2 separate regions of the Homo sapiens genome follow, and region 2 is linked to region 1. Evidence: read pairs that join two places in POLR2A ChIA-PET (ENCODE). Cell type or tissue: MCF 10A. All regions are shown on one strand. Each heading gives the region's core, and the rest is flanking DNA. Links, peaks and the distances in the headings are about the cores only. Region 1 overlaps MARCHF10 (membrane associated ring-CH-type finger 10). Region 2 overlaps TANC2 (tetratricopeptide repeat, ankyrin repeat and coiled-coil containing 2).

Region 1 (5,382 bases), core at 203-5,202:
CATAACCTCCTCACCACAACCAGTGGCTCTAACTGCTGGTTATGCAGCAGTTGGATTTCATCTAAGTCCAAGATGAAGCAATACCTATCAAGCCTGCGCTGAGAAGTTCTTTAGAGTGGTACTTCCTAAATACATTTACAGTCGTGGCTTGGCATAGTAGAAAGCATTTATGAAAGGCCAGCTCTGCCTCTCATTACAATGTGAATTCAGGCAAACCACTTGCAAGCACTTCAGTTTCCCATCAAGGAGATACTTATTATGCATATCTCGTGGGATCATTGTGAAAACGAAGGAGACTTCTAAGTGGCACACTGACATTACAGTACATTATAAACTGCCTTGGTGTCCAAATATACTTGCAAGTGATGCTCCAACAGGTATTGGTGGAGGAGAAGGTTCTGAGGCTTCTAGAATCCCTCAGCCCAGTCCCAGGCCACATTTTTAAAAGCCAACCTAATATGGCAACTTAATTTTAGAGCCTTTTCAGAGTTACGTACAACCCTGTGAACTGTTTCATCAGATTGGAATTTAACAGGGAAATAAATAGTGGCTCTGCATAACCCACTAGAAAGTGGGTAATTTAGTAGACTAAAAAGCAAAGAGGCTTCTGGATATACGGAGAAAGCAACGCCCCTCCTTCCCAGGCACCGGCGAGACCGCTGCTGGCCCAGAGGAGCTTGCTGTGATTGACAGAGGCACGGAAGGAATTTTGTCCCCACGAACCTTCACAGAGAGGGGACAGGAGCCCCGATTTCCCCATAGAAGATGATGAAAATGATTAATTGGCGCAGGACATGGTAAGCCGCAAGCTTCTAGAAAGCAACACATCACGGGCCCTTCTCATCTTTCCAAGATCCTGTATCCTCACTGGAAAGGACGTCGTTCCAAATGCACAAGCCTCAAGGACTGAGAACACGTTCTCACTGCATTTACTTCATGGGGAAGAAAGGTAGAGATCACTGTCAGTTTTTTAAGTGCACCATTTGCTCTGCTAATAAAAATAAGATTCTAGTCCTTTCACTGGTGGCAACCGAGTGCTAAATATTTAGATTCCAGGTCACCAGGACTCAAGGTTACATCGGAAGGAGGCGTAGGCAGTGAACCTGATACCGAGAAGCAGCTGGCAGTGCCCCAGGCCTGGCCCAGTGTGCTGTTCACATCAATGAAGTCACTTGACTGTACCAGCAAGCAAGGTGCGCCTCCAGAGGAAGGCTGTTACCCAACGTAAACACTGTAATTGTTTTGTTCATAAGAATCCACACGAATTTTAGAGATTAACATAAAAAATAAAGTCTTTTCAAGTAGCCTGCAATGGCTTAAAAAGTCAGAATGTCCAGCCATGCATGAGAGCAGCAAAGGTCTAAAACTGTGCCTTTCAATACAGTGGCCACTAGGCACATGTGGCCATTAAACTTTAAGTTTAAATTAATTAAAATTAAATGTACTGTGTAGATCCCTAGTGGCACTAGCCACATGTTACACACTCAAGAGCACGTCTGGTCAGTGGCTGCCATATTATTTTTTGTTTTTTGGTTTGTTTTTTTTTTTAGACCGAGTCTCGCTCTGTCACCCAGGCTGGAGTGCAACGGTGAGATCTCAGCTCACTGCCACCTCCACCTCCCAGGTTCAAGCAATTCTCCTGCCTCAGCCTCCCGCATAGCTGGGATTACTGGCACCCGCCACCACGCCCAGCTAGTTTTTGTATTTTTAGTAGAGACAGGGTCTTGCCATGTTGGCCAGGCTGGTTTCAAACTACTGACCTCAGGTGATCCACCCGCCTCGGCCTCCCAAAGTGCTGGGATTACGGGTGTGAGCCACTGCACTCAGCCATCCGGCTGCCATATTGGACCATGCAGATCTAGGACACTTCTGTCACTGCAGAAAGTTCTGTGGCACAGCACAGCTCCAGATTATAGTCAAGCTCAAAAACAAAACAAGACCCCATGAGCCAGGGAAGGGTTTTGTTTCCCAGAATCCAGCCCTGCATAATCCATAGCACAATGCTTTGCATACTGCGGCTCCTAGCAAATATTAGCTCTCGGGTGACTCAGCTGTCCGTGGAGGCTGGCTCGATTTGCATTTTGTGTTTTTCTATGACCTGGGTATATCTGCATGACTCCTTTCATTCCCTATTGATTCATCCTATCGTGTCCGTGAAACCTTCAGCTTCTCCACTTTCAAACGGCTCTTGGGGAGACATCCTCCCATTAATCTGTCAATGTCAACCCACTGACACCCTTTACAGTGTCATGAAAGCAGCCACGGCTTAGGATGTGGCATATGTGTTCCATGAATCATGCTTTTAATTTTCTCTAATTTCTGCTTGCCCATTCTCAGATTCCTTGTGGGTCGGGCCTCTTCTTTCTGGCCCTAGGCCTGTGTGCTGATGAGGCAGGTCGCGCATGCACACGCTGGTTCTAGCTGCCAGGGGGCCCCACCCTGGGAGGCTGTGAGTCACCCTTAACACCTGGCGTGGTGTTCTTCACAGCCGCCCTCTTGACTCTAGCTCAGATTCTGCGCCCTCGAGGTGCACTGGGTAAGAACGCAGCTCTGCACGCAGCATCTGGAGCCTGAAACGCACGTCATGGAGAGAGAATGTGCAGCCCACGGTTTGACAAGTGCAGATCTGTGGGAATTTTCCTTTGAGTTTGTTTTCCATTTTAGCCGTTGCTCTGTTCACCGTGGCAGGTCCCACAAGCCCCTCAGGCTCATGGTGCTGAATACATCATCATCTCCCCTCAAATTGTTTCCTCTTCCTGAAGTTCTTATTTCTGCCCAAGCCAGAATCCTGGAAATTATCTTAGACTCTGCCTTCTCTTTCTTCTGCTCCTCCTCCTACTTCCAGCAATCAAACACTGAAACCTGACTGTCTCCTCTCCTCTCCCTCAAATCTGTCCACTTTTACCTGCCTTTGTAGGGCCCTCTCTTTTCTTGTCTGGATTTTTTTTTTTTTTTTTTTTTGAGACAGAGTCGTGTTCTCTCACCCAGGCTGGAGTGCAGTGGCGTGATCCTCACCCTTCTGAGTAGCTGGGACTACAGGCGTGCGCCATGATGCCCGGCTAATTTTGTGTTTTTAGTAAAGACAGAGTTTCACCATATTAGCCAGGCTGGTCTTGAACTCCTGACCTCAAGTGATCCACCCGCCTCAGCCTCCCAAAGTGCTTGGATTTGTCTGGATTATTGTCATTTCCCTAATGATTTTGTCTTTACTTTTCCCCTTACAGGCAGTCTTCCAGGCTGCTATAAGAGAGATAGATACCTCTAGGATCAAATTGGATCACAACACTCCTTTATTAAACATTCTTCAGTGGTTTCCCATTGTCTTTGGGATCAAATTCAGATACCTTCGCAAGGTACCCAAGGCCCTTGTGTGCCTGACCCCTGCCTACCTCCCGAGCTCATCTGCCCAGCCTCTGTGCACCCTCAACTCTGAGGGCACCTCCTCTGAAAAAAGTTTCTGGAGCTTCTCCTGGGGGTTGAATGGTTTTGCTCGTCCTGTCTTTGTATTCTTAGAACACCCTCTGGGCTCATGCCCACCATGGGGTACATCTTTCTGTCTGCCTCCTCCCTTAGGCTGGGAGCTAGTCAAAAGAGGAGGCACTGTTTGTGGTTATATTTCCAATGCCTAGCACATAATAGGAGCTCCATGCATATTTGATGACTGACAGTTGTGATGCAGGGCAGGTGAGCCCCAGCCTTGGGACTTAGCCCAGGAGGGTTGTTGGCTTTGCCCAGGAAGGTATTCAAGGGGAAGCCGGTGGTGTTAGGCAGCAATTTTTATTGAAGTGGTGGTGCACAGCAGCAGCAGACAGACTGCTCCTTGTGGAGTAGGACTACCCCATAGGCAGTGTGCCCAGAGTGGCAGCTCAGGGCCATTCTCAAATCATATTTATACCTACTTTTCTTTTTTTTTTTCTTTTTTTTTTTTTTGAGATGGAGTCTCACTTTGTAACCCAGGCTGGAGTGCAGTGGCAGGATCTCGGTTCACTGCAAGCGATTCAGGTTCAAGTGATTCTCGTGCCTCAGCCTCCCTAGTATCTGGGATTACAGGCACCCACCACCATACCTGGCTAATTTTTTGTATTTTTAGTAGAGATGGGATTTCACCATGTTGCCTGGTCTCAAACTCCTGAGCTCAGGTGATCCACCCACCTTGGCCTCCCAAAGTGCTAGGATTACAGGCATGAGCCACTTCGCCCAGGCTATACCTACTTTTAATAGCATGCAGATTATGCAGAAATTTCTAGGAAAAGGTATTAACTTCTGGGTCGTTAGGTCATTGCCATGTAAAGGAGTGTTAACTCCCAGGTGTTGCCATGGCAATGGTAAACTGACATGGCACATTGTTGGGCATGTCTTATGGAAAGCTGCTTGCAGCCCATCCCCGTTTTATCTAGTCCTCAATTTGGTCCAGTGTCTGAGCTCCACCTCTTACCTTGATTGCAAGAATGTTTTAGGAATGTGCACCTATCAAAAGTTGTAACCATATCGCCGTAATAGCCAGAATAGGGATCCTTACTGTGGGCAAGAGAAGAAAGGGGATAATGTGACTTGGAGTGGAGAATGCTCCATGACCTGGCTTGAAATGATTGACGGGAGAATGGTTTGGTAAGGCTGCCAATCTGCAGTGGCCATTTGGGCTAGAAGATTAGTCAGTTATGATCAGACCCTCTTGAAACCCCGGAACAAGTGGTGACCAGAGTAGCCAGCCAGCTAAATAAAGCATTCTTTTCCTGGCATACCACTCTACAGAGGGACAGATGGCTTCTTTAAAACACCAGGTTCCTTTGGTCACAGGTAGGCAAGGATGCAAAGGCATAAGAATGGCAGGGTTGTAGCTCTGAGTAGATGGAGGAAACTCAGAACGGCCTGAAGTTGACCCAGGACTCACTTGTACATTATAAGGGAGGTCATCTTGTTGTGGTTGAAGATTCCGCCAGATAACTCACCAGACTGAACTGGCTATTTCTTTTATGATCAGGTTATAGAGTAATTGGAATACTGGTGTGCAAACCCCTCTGTAGGCAGACCAGGGTGCTGGAGATCTTCAGCAGCATTAATGCAGCAAACAAGTACTAGCTATCTTGGGCAAAGCCAGCAGCGCTTAATTTCTCCTTCATTTCTGTGCTTCGTCTGAGTTCCTCTAGGTAATTTTAAAATAGGGCATGACATTAAAATGGGAGAACCGTCCGTTTGAATTGCAGATGCTTCCAGAAAGTTGTCCTGCCTTTTTCAACGCACAGGCAAGACAGCCTCGTCCTTGCACGAGGGTGATCCTGCCATGTGGCCGGGTTGATAGAAGCACCAATTGTTATCCCAGCTCAGTGAATTGTTGGTGCAGAGGATTGGTGACCTCTGACCCAAAGGGTTCCCTGTGTTGAT
Region 2 (5,382 bases), core at 121-5,120, 200 kb before region 1:
CTGAATTTTACCAAAGCCTTAAAGAATAATTAATACTAAGAGTTCTCAAACTATTCCAAAAATTGAAGTGGAGGGAATTCTCTCTAACTCATTGTATAAGGCCAACATAACCCTAATACCAAAACCAGACAAAGACACAACAAAAAAAGGAGACTACAAGCCAATATCCCTAATGAACATAGAAGCAAAACTTCTCAACAAAATACTAACAAACCAAATCCAGTAACACATCAAAAAGATAATACACCATAATCAAGTGAGATTTATCTCAGGAATGCAATTATGGTTCAACATACACAAATTATTAAATGTAATAAATCACAGTAACAGAATAAAGGAGCAAAACCATACAATCATCTCAACAGATGCAGAAAAAGCATTTTTAAAAATTCAACATCCCCTCATGATAAAAAAACTGTCAATAAATAAGGTATAAAAGGAAGTACCTTGACACAGTAAAGGCCATATATGACAAACTCACAGCTAACATCATACTGAATGGGTAAAAGCTCAAAGTTTTTCCTCTAAGAACTAGAACAAGACAAGAATGCCCACTTTCACTCTTATTCAACATAGTACTGCAATTCCTAGCCAGAGCAATCAAGCAAGAAAAAGAAATAAAAGGCATCCAAATTACAAAGGAGAAAGTCAAACTGAACCTGTTTGCAGATGACATGATCTTATATGCAAAAAAATTTTAAATTAAAATAAAAAATAAAATAAAACCTAAAGACCCTACCAAAAACTCATAAAATTGATCAACGAATTCAATAAACGAATTCAAACGAATTCAAACAAATATCAGTAGTACTCTATACACAAACAATAAACTAGCTAAAAAAAATCCAGAAGGCAATTCGATTTATAATAGCTACAAAATATAAAATACTTAGAAAGAAATTTAACTGAGGAGTTGAAGACCTCTATAAGAAAAACTACGAAATACTGATGAACAAAATTGAAGAGCATCCAAACAAATGGAAAAATGTCTTATGCTAATGGAAGAAGAGTGTTAAAATGATTACCCCAAACAATCTATAAATTCAATAGAATCCCTACCAAAATACCAATGACATCCTTCACAGAAATAGGAAAAAGAAATCCTAAAATTCGCATGGAATCACAACAGTCTTCAAATAGCCAAAGCAATTCTGAGCAAAAAGAACGAAGTTGGAGAAATCACACTACCAGACTTCAAAAGATACTACAAAGCTGTAATAACCAAAACAGCATGGTACCGACATAAAAACAGACACATAGACCAGTGGAACAGATAGGAGAACCCAGAAATTAATCCATATATCTACAGCCAACTGATTTCTGGCAAAAAACCAATAACATACATTGCAGAAAAATCTCTTCAATAAATGGTGCTGAAAAATGGTGGTAGCAACAACGCATTAGAGGTCCTAGTGGGATTAAAGGATTATTGGAGTCAGGGTACTAAAGGGAGAAAGACTGAAAGACAGCAAGTGGTGGTCAGAGATTGGGATGCATGAAACTGAAATTATGGGGAGGATGCAGCTATTAGTCAAGATCTAGGGTATGACTATGGGAGTGAATGGTTGAGGTAAATTGGAAGACAAATTCATTGAAGGAAATAAATTCAAAGGACTGAAAGATCAAAATGTTGAAAAAATATCTACATGATCAAAATTACCAAGAATTAACATTAGAAATAGTATTGGTAAGGTGGGGAGAACTAATTTTTTTGTTTTTAAGTATAAAGGGGGAATCCTGTGTAATAGAGAATTTTGCTGAACCTTTGTCCCCAGTTCCTGAAAGGTAGTCTCTAAATCCTGGGAATTTCCTGAGTGTCTTTGTTATTCATGGTGAGCTCTGATTATTTATGCTAACAAGATGACTCATGATAGGTCCCTAAATAGTCTGTGGTAATAAAATGATGCAGGATAGGTGCTGGCTATGCTAGAGAACCCAGCCACATAATTAAAGAGTTGAGATTTTGACCCATAGGAGACTGACCAAGGTGGGGCAGGGAGATGAAGACTTACTTCCATCAGCGGCCAATGATTCAATCAGTCATGCTTACACATGAAATGCCACAGAAGATTGTGGACACTGTGTAAACAACGTATGATTTGCTACATGTCTTTGTGCCAGGAGGGTGATGTATCCTGACTCCACAGGGAGAAGACATCAGAAGCTTCACATTTAGGAGTCTCCCGGCCTTATGTGTCTCTTTTTGGATGATGCTGATTTGTATCCTTTATGACACAATTAAGCCATAATCAAACCTACAGTGCTTTCCTGTTCTATCAGTTGTTCTAATGAATTATCAAACGTGAGGGAGTAGCAAGAATCCCTAAATTTTAGCTAGTTGCTCAAAAATGAGGGTGCCTCTGAAATCCCCCAAGTTTGCAGCTAGTGTTTGAAGAGTAGTCTTACGGAGGACTGTGCCCTTAACTTGTGAAGTCTGGCCTAATTCAAGGTAGTCAGTATCAGAAATCATTGTAGGGAATGCCCTACAATGAACCAGGAGATACAGTCAACAACAATAAGAGGTTGTAGGTAATATAGTCAGATGACATGAGATACAAAGCTAGAGACTTTCAGGGAAGAAAGAAGGAGAATAATGTGAAAGCTGCAAATGGGGAATAATAGGTCTAGTGGTCTGAGAGTTATGTTCACAGCAATGCAGAAAAGGAGAAAAGAGGAAGAATTACAGGAACATATCCTTGAGAAGGTGAGGGGGGGTAGGTTCTAATGGACAACTGAAGGAAATGACCTTCAACAGAGAAAAAGACAGTTATTTCATAATAAGATTGGTAAAGATGCAGGTGGTGGGAAGATTATTTCTATTTTCTTAATGAAACAGAAAGCAAGGTCATCAGCTGAGAGAGAAGATGGAATGGAAATACTGACAATGTGAATGCAAGGGAAAGATATAATCATCTAAGCAATGGGAACGTGAAAGAACTAGAGTTAACAAGACAGCTGGGCAGCACTAAACCATGAACTTAAAGTCATTAAGTACTAGCCAAGAATTGAAAGTCAACATAGCTGTTTGCTCGAGCCATATTCACCTACAAGTATACAGGTATAAAACAGATGGAGTTGGTTTTCATCAAGGTTTGGCCAAGCAAGAACAACTCAGGGAGAGAAGTCAAGAGGGTTGAAAGTAGACTCAGAAGAGCAAGTGTAATGACAGGCTTTGGGAACTCAGCTAGTTGGAAAAGGAAATGAGGATATGAGGGTACGATGTAACAGAAAAGGTGGCAAATGAGAAAGTCCCAGTGAGATGAAAGAATTAAGACTCTTGGGTACTAGAAGTAAGCCAGAAAAATAGGAGGTGGTAGGTGGAGAGTAAAATGTCAGAAACTGATAAAGAAATCAGAATCTCTGGGAGTGAGTCCTAGGCATCTATAGTTTTTCAAAGCTCCCCAGTTAATGCAGATGCCCTGAGAGTTTAAAAGCATCTGCACAGGATATGCCACAGAGTTGAATGGCTAAGATAAATCAATGGAGGAGAGGAAGTCAGGAAGCCAGAGTATTGCATGTTAAGTATTCTTTACCCAAAATGCTTTGGGCCAGAAGTGTCTCAGATTTCAAATTTTTTTCAGATTTTGGAATATATGTACCACAGAGCATCCCAAATCTGAAAACCTGAAATCTTCCAATGAACATTTCCTTTGAGTTGTCATGTCAGCACTCAAAAAGTTTCTAATTTTAGAGCATTTCAGATTTTGGATTTTCAGATTACAGATAACCTATATGAAAAGCATCTGTATGGATCCTGAAATCACCAACAACTACATGACTGGAGTAGTGGGAGAGAGCCCAGAAGTCTAGATGCAGCAATAAGAAACAAACAGAACATCTCTGTTCCCAATAGGAGGAGCCACCACTAAAGAACTCTTCAGGGGAAGGAGTGCCCTCAGGAAGAGAGCTCAGTTTCAGGTACAGTAAGGAAATCAAGGTATTGTTTAGAGAAGAGGTTAAAAAGAAACGGTGTTTTACAGGTGACTGACAATAAACTCTAAAAGGCACAGAGGAAAGGTTTCAGAGTCACACAGTGGTGAAAACTGGGGTCAGACAAGAGAGACGAAGGAAAGAGAAGGTTCAAGCCAAACTAGTGGAGGAGAATAAGGCCAGGAAATCTCAGAAAGCAAGCTGCCATTCACTCATTCATTCATTTATTTATTTGAGACAGGGTCTCACTCTGTTGCCCATGCTGGAGTTGCAGTGGTGCTAACACGACTCACTGCAGCCTAGACCCTCCCAGGCTCAAGCTATCCTCCTGCCTCGGCCTCCCATGTAGCTGGGACCACAGGCATGTGCCACCACACCCAGCTAATTTTTAAAATTTTTTGTGGATACAAAGTCTCACTTTGTTGCCCAGACTGGTCCAAACTCCTGGCCTCAAGCAATCCTCCCACCTCAGCCTCCCAATACTAGGATTACTAAAGGCGTGAGCCACCGTGCCCTGCCTTGCCACATTTTTTAAAAGTACAGAAAAGCAAGAGAAGAGAAAGCTCTGTAAATTTAAAAAATGCTTTCCTAAACCCAGCCACACTCTAAAATATTTTTAAAATTTATTTCAAATAAAAATGAGTCCCAGAAAAGTATCAAGGTTAATCTCATACGAAGTTGCTAGTATAAGAAATGAGAGAATAGGAGTAGAATATCCCTACAGACAATGAAGGCATGCCAGAAAGACATGCCCATATAACAGACCAAAACTGTTAACATGCTATTGCAAAATAAGGTAAAAGATCTTTACTTTAAAGAATAAGACCAAAAAAAGAGAAAAAACTGGGGTCAGAAAGGCAGAAACACAGAACTATAAAGACAGGAATTACTGGCAGCATTGGGTTTCTCATGATATAAAAGGGATAAAGTATACCGTGAGATTAAACCTGAAAATCTCAGGGCATATAAGGATGGTAAAACTGCATGTATAGAAGACACTTATAAAGAAAGGAGAATCAGACTTTTCATCTGCACAAAAGGCTTGAAGACAGTGGTATAACGTGTACATGCTGCATGAAAAAAAAGGATTATGATCCATGAATACTATGTCTGGTCAAAATACCTTTCACTAATCAAGATAAAAGACATCTTCATTCAAGTAAGGATTAGGAAATTATGCCATATACATTCTGGGGAAATTATTCCAAAATTTTATTAAATGCTTTGCTGGCATCTATTGAAATCAACATGGGGCTCTTTTTTCCAGTCTCCACAACTCCCACAGTTGCAGCCAGCAGTACAGATATGGCCAAATCCAAGAACAATATCACAGAAGACCAGTCCTGAAAATGGCACAGAAATGGCTTCAAGACATTCAGATTCTAAGGAATGCATAATTCTGCCAACAAGCCCAACAAAAAAGTCCTCGAAAAGATTCAGGCCAACATTTCC

Evidence for each region. Peaks named below come from ENCODE experiments on the same cell type or tissue, not always from the same donor. Only the 100,000 strongest peaks of a DNase experiment are listed, where the experiment ranks them.
Region 2: POLR2A ChIA-PET joins it to region 1 with 5 read pairs; 2 of 35 experiments call an interaction of 5 or more read pairs at or near these places.

What each region holds. Positions count from the first base shown.
Region 1 is chr17:62,776,262-62,781,643 of GRCh38, reverse strand. The region is part of intron 3 of MARCHF10 (membrane associated ring-CH-type finger 10); the gene reads left to right. Among named protein-coding and RNA genes, the nearest start is that of MARCHF10, 29 kb to the left of the region's middle. In MCF 10A, for the core only: no CTCF peak of the experiment used is centred there; DNase peaks (open chromatin) are centred at 1,153 and 2,453.
Region 2 is chr17:62,978,695-62,984,076 of GRCh38, reverse strand. All of the region lies in intron 1 of TANC2 (tetratricopeptide repeat, ankyrin repeat and coiled-coil containing 2), which reads right to left. Among named protein-coding and RNA genes, the nearest start is that of TANC2, 15 kb to the right of the region's middle. In MCF 10A, for the core only: no CTCF peak of the experiment used is centred there; no DNase peak of the experiment used is centred there.